Regions from separate parts of the Homo sapiens genome. Here region 2 is linked to region 1. Evidence: chromatin loops called from intact Hi-C (ENCODE). Cell type or tissue: CD4-positive, alpha-beta T cell. All regions are shown on one strand. Each heading gives the region's core, and the rest is flanking DNA. Links, peaks and the distances in the headings are about the cores only.

The links. Hi-C counts contacts between places; a loop is a spot of excess contacts. Peaks named below come from ENCODE experiments on the same cell type or tissue, not always from the same donor. Only the 100,000 strongest peaks of a DNase experiment are listed, where the experiment ranks them.
Region 2: it touches region 1 in a loop (3-fold over the local background); 6 of 110 quality-filtered maps call a loop at or near these places.

What each region holds. Positions count from the first base shown.
Region 1 is chr5:157,267,941-157,270,859 of GRCh38, reverse strand. The region is part of intron 1 of CYFIP2 (cytoplasmic FMR1 interacting protein 2); the gene reads right to left. Among named protein-coding and RNA genes, the nearest start is that of CYFIP2, 3.3 kb to the right of the region's middle. In CD4-positive, alpha-beta T cell, for the core only: no CTCF peak of the experiment used is centred there; DNase peaks (open chromatin) are centred at 699 and 1,479; H3K4me3 peaks cover 1,934 bases; H3K27ac peaks cover 2,183 bases.
Region 2 is chr5:157,192,280-157,195,198 of GRCh38, reverse strand. The region is part of intron 1 of ITK (IL2 inducible T cell kinase); the gene reads right to left. Among named protein-coding and RNA genes, the nearest start is that of ITK, 13 kb to the right of the region's middle. In CD4-positive, alpha-beta T cell, for the core only: no CTCF peak of the experiment used is centred there; a DNase peak (open chromatin) is centred at 1,358; H3K4me3 peaks cover 1,396 bases; H3K27ac peaks cover 2,500 bases.

The DNA of each region.
Region 1 (2,919 bases), core at 303-2,802:
TGTTGACTGCATGAGCCAATGACCAAAATTCTTAACTTCTGGTTTAAAAAAATTAACAAGAAAGTTAAAATATCATGCTTCTCTAAGGTCCCATATCCAAGGCTGCCTTGTCAATATAAGAATCTGAGGAGAGTTCTTTAGAAAATCCTTCTGTCGTATAGTTTCCACTTCAAACCCTAAGAAGCAGGTCCTCATTTCTCTTTCCCATATGGAAGTATAACAGACTTGGAGATAGGGGGCTGACCTCTAGTTCTGAATTCTTATCTTGCCATTCATATCTTGCCAAAACAAATCTTAAAGCATCATATTTTAAAAGCACAAATCAAAAATAGTTCTCGGATATTCCTTAAGAGTTACTGCATGTCTTCTCTGAGGGTCAGCCCTGCAAATTCTCTTTGATCTCAGCCAGGCCTTCAGTGAAGTTAGACAATTCTCTCATTCTTCCCCAGTTTATTTCTTATTCCACCCACATAGGCAACTGTTCCAAACCCTGAAGTCTCCTGAAGTTTCCTAACCAGTCCATCACCTTTATTTCCTGCAGAGGACCTCACCTCCTGCCTTACTTAGAAAACAGAGAACATGGACAGACTAAACACACCTCTGTTTTACCTAGAGATTAAAGCCTAAGAACCATTGCTCTACAATGACCAAATAATGACGCAAACAGAATCAAAAGGTCTACTGATGAAGTCATCACTGGGTCTTTCTCAGGCATCTCGCAAGAAGGTCCTATTTACTTCCCTCTCTCACTGCCTGTATCTGAGTTGCCCAAAGTCTATCAAAATGCCACGCAACCAGAATGATCCCTGCAAGAAATTCTGCCTGAACTCAAGCTCTGCCTTCTCAAAACAATTTCTTTCAAGAATTTGCACCCTCTGTTGCCAGGGCCCAAGTATGGCTTAAATGGCTATTTTTTGAGGTACATCACACACAGCCCTTAGCATAATGCCCATGGCTAGAAAGCCAATATCTAAGCTCTTTGCATCCTGGGAGGCGTCCCATACCCACTGACTGAATTCTGAAGTGTCTTTGTACAGACAAGGCCATCCAGGGGCCTTGACAGAATCTGTGAATCACAAAGTGCCTTTAAGCTTCCCATTGGCTCAACAGTACAGAGAGGCCACAGATCCATCTTCTTAAAGTGACACACAATATATAATTAATAAATTGTTTCTTAAGGAATGGAGGGCATTTACCCAAAAGAGTCACACATTCAGGAGGCTCCTTCTCTATTTCCACGGCTTTTTTTTCTCAGACTGGGATTTACAGACATTACCTCATCCGCAGGCTTTCATGATGACAGGCAGGTAACAGTTGGGCAGGCTGCCTTCCATTGCTCAATTTTGAACGTCAGAGAGGTAGTGGCTGGTTTAAGGGCACACAGCAAGTCAGGGATCCTGTGTCCCATGCTCACTGTGCTGCTCTGTCTGCCCTGGAAGCAAAGCATGCCCTCAACATTTTTGGATGGTTGCAAAATGCTGAATTCTCACAGAGGAAGAGGCCCTTCCTTAACTCTACGTGTTGAAATGTGAGAATGGCCCTGGGCTTCTGCTTGGCTTGTTCCCTCCCACTTCTCCCTACCTACTCAGGTTCCACCCACCTCTCTTGTGCTACTTAAGAGCACTTCCCACCTGAAGCCTTTCACTTCATGCCCTATCACTCTTAACTTTCCCTTCCTTCGGCCGGTAAACTTGGGGCTGGGTTTACTGGTCACAGAGACCAACTTCCCTCAAAAAAGCAAAATTCAGGAAAGCTCTGGAGGGAGAGGGGCTGGTAATAGCCAAGGGTTGATTACATACATAAGCCAAATTCTTAATGATTATGTAATTAATACATTATAACAATAAATACATAAATATGCTAGTACTTACTATGTGCTAAGCATTCTGCTCGGCACTTTCATGCACCCCTTGGGTAGTAAGAGCATCCAAAGATATTCTAGTTCCTCCCCTGCCTCCATTCACTGCCAAGAAGGCAGCAGCCTGCCCCCCTTCTCCCACCATCTCACTACTGATGCAGGGGCCATCCCCTGGACCCTAGGCATGGCTTTGCTCCTCAGAATGACAGGACCAAAAGCCTTTCATAAAGACTCCAGTGAGGTGACTGATGTCTGGCTTTGTCAATTACAAGTGAATAATTAATACTTGCCAGTAAAGAAATAGACTCATTGTTACGGTGGCCACATGGAGGCTACAAAAGGCCATTTTGTGACGCTTTTGGTGGACCCCTGGGGCCAACAGTGGTCCAAAGAAGCTGCGTTGAGAGTGTAGTCCAATCTTTAAACGTAGGGACTGGGACCCGTACTGTTTTCCAGGAGCGCTTTTCCCGTTAATTAGCTTGTAGCCGATTCATCATCTCATTCAGCTTTCTGGTTGATGACAGCAGCAGAGGCCACTGAACATCAGAGAGGGCATGATTTATCAGAGGGGTCATGTAGTGTTCTACCAGGGCCTTTTACCGGTTTTTGAATTCATGTCTACTTCCTTCTCTGGGCCAGCATCTGATTTGAGTAAAACTCTCCAACCCCACTGGGTTGTACATCCGACTCTTGGCCTAATGCCTAAAGCAAGTTTTTCCTTTTTCATTTTCCAGCAGGGACTGAACAAGGCAGCCTTGGGTGCCTACAGAACCGGTCAGAACTGGCCAGGAAATATAATAAAGAAGCTTAGTGAGCAGAGAGCTAATGCCCCCAGCCAGAGGCTCAGTGCGCACAACTAGCTAGAGGCACTGACTTTGTAAGCAACAACACTATCTTCTTGAGGTCTAATAATTGCCTTGGCAAAGGGCAGCCAATGCCAACGAGGAACCCTGTGTACACAAGTTTCTCATCCCGAAAGTGGACACTGGGTGCTCAAAAAATGCCTTCTGGTGACAGTAACACCTGACCAGTCAAACAAACATGCACGCATGCACATGCAT
Region 2 (2,919 bases), core at 298-2,797, 76 kb after region 1:
AGAGAAATGTGGGTTCAGTTTGTGGCAGGAGGCTCATTTGCTCACTGTGCTCTGGCAGAACGTGGGGGCCTGGGATCTCTTTTGACCATCTTCCCTGCTCCTCTGTGCTTATATCTATTAATGGCAAAAACCACAATTACTTTTGCAGCAACCCAATATCTTCAAGTGCCCTGGACTCTGTGGATCACCTCTGCGTCTCCAAATGTCCAGTGGAGGTTATTACATTTCACTCTTGGAACTACTTAAAAGCAAATTATAATGAATTATGATTCATGTTGTTATCCCAAGGATTCAGTGCTCCCAGGCTTCAGTTTCCAACTTAGCTTGGCAATTTCTACCATACCCTAGTTCCCTCAAATAGTATTGTCTGCTCAATAGTATTCTTTCAATTGACTTATTTTTTCCACATAAACAAATTTATTCTAGGAGGAAACTTTAAATTACCACCATAAATTTTAAAACACTTATTTCTAACATAAATTATAGTAGATACATAACTATTAAAGACATGTTAAAACCAGATTTGTCCATGTGCCATCTTGTGTGCTCCTGATAGTACCCCACTTTGGGAAACACCAAATTGGATCATTGTCATGGAAATGGCCTCAGCATGGATTGTGGAAAAGGGTGAGGTTTGGTATTAGCTCCCTCAAACTCCCTTTCTGGGTCACTTCGCTAGGCTAATACTTTCCTCCTGGTACTCCTTGTATTACCACTTTGGATATAGCTTTCCCAGAATGTTATTCCCAGAAAAGGCTCAATAAGTGGCTAATGCTGCTATTAGTTGTTAATCTGGAAAATTAAATAGTGCTGAGGCGGATACAGCATCTTTCCTTGTCAGAGGCCACCCCAGGAACAGATCCTCAGGTTTACAAGTCCAGGAACTCATGTTTGTCAGCCCATAGAGTTCAGGTGAATGGAAACACACTCTGCAAAGTCACCAAAGACTGGCGAATTCACAAACTCGCAGCGAGAAACTGGCTGAGATGCTCGCAGTCGTGAAGGTAAGTAGAATTACCTTCTTGCAAAATGTAATTCTACTTGGGTAACCACAGAGATATCAGGACAGGTCACACTAATGTATGTAGGAGCAAAGTATAGGGAATCCTTATGTCCTAAGGCATGCTGTTGCCTTTACACTTTTCACTTTGCTTCCTTGGGTAAATTACTTACCGTCCTCGTAGCTCCATTGCTTCCTCACCAAAACAAAATTTTACTTTTATCTTGTTCAAAGAATTGTAAGGAGGAAATGAGAAAATACTTAACAAAGTGTTCAGTCCTCTTCTTGTAGTGATGCTAACTATTGTGGTTTTTTAAAAAAAATTGTTGCTGTTGATGATGTTTCTGCTGTCTTTCGGGTAAGTCTGCTGGGCAATCTGGAGCAAGCCTGCTGGTCCCGACTCAACACCTCTATTGGATTATGTTAGAAACTCACCAACAAATCCTTGCCCCAACTCTGCCTTTTCAGCTTCTATTAAAAGACTTATCAGACCCAAACAAGCTTAGATCTGAAAATGTCCATTGAAGAACATTTAATCCAACTTTTAATATTCGTCCTATATGTGTAACCTAGATAGAGATACTTAGTTTCTATAAACCTCAGCCTTCTCATAAATGACATGGGGATAACAATAGGATAACATAATGAATGTGGTTATTGTGAATATTTATGATATAAGACATATAAAACACTTAACCTTGATGCTATGAAACACAGCGAGAACTCATTAAATATTGGCTGTTATTATTTCAGATTTTGTATTGGTTACACATGAAATGTCTGACTTCATTTTTAGGGTGCGTTCTTGGGGTCATGCTTGTATTTTGACAACATGCTTTCTCATGAGCCACACAGTTATTAATCACCCTAAAGGTATTACTTCCTGGAAAGATTTCCATGTTTGGCTAATCTCCATCACTTTTTGTGAATTCCTGATATAATTGGCAGAGATACACAATTTCCACTTAAAAACAAAGAGAGATAGGGTCTCGCTCTGTAGCCCAGGCTGGAGTGCAGTGGTGCAATCATAGCTCACTGCAACCTTAAACTCCTGGGCTTAAGCAATCCTCTTCCCTCAGCTTCCCAAATAGCTGGACTATAGGTGTGCACAACCATGCCCAGCTAATTTTTTTATTTTTTGTTTTTGTGGAGATGGGATCTCACTATGTTACCCAGGCTGGTCTCAAACTCGTGCCGTCAAGAGATCCTGTAATGCCAACCTCTCAAAGTGTTGGTATTACAAATGTGAGCCAAGTTTCCATGTTTTTGAACTGGAAGAGTCTTTAGAAATCATTCAGTCCAACTTTATAATGTTAGAGATGAGGACAATGAGGTTTCAAGGTGACTTTCTAAACTGGCTTTGTCTTTTCATTTCTACTATTCAATTTACATCCCAGGGGGAAGGGTCACAGAGTTGGAAGATAACTTGTTGATCCCTGAAAGTAAGGGACAGGCCAAGGGGCATAGGGTTCTGGGCAGTTTCCCTGCCCTGCTTCAAGCAGAGAACTTCCACTTCTCTCTGTTTTATATGTGGGGATGGTGATGGCTTGTATAATTTTATATTAAAATGTTTTTTAAATTTTGAAAAAGCATTGATCAGCTGAATCCTTTGATTTTATGGACAAGAAAGCTAAATCCCAGAGAGAGTAAAGAATTAGCCCGGTGACCCGGGTCCAAATCTCTTTTCTATTAGGCTGCCCTGTTGTTCCTTGCTCACCTCATCCGCTTTTCTGGAATTACAGCCTGAGAATTTCAGTGTCATAGGCCCTGTCTAAAATTAAAACTAACTTCTACGGAACAGTCAAAAGTGGCTCCTGTGACACCTTCTTGTATTTCATTTGCTCCTTGATAAGGTGTTTCATGACCTAACCCAAAGAGCTCATTCATGGGAACCTTTCAGACCACCCCTACTCTGTGAC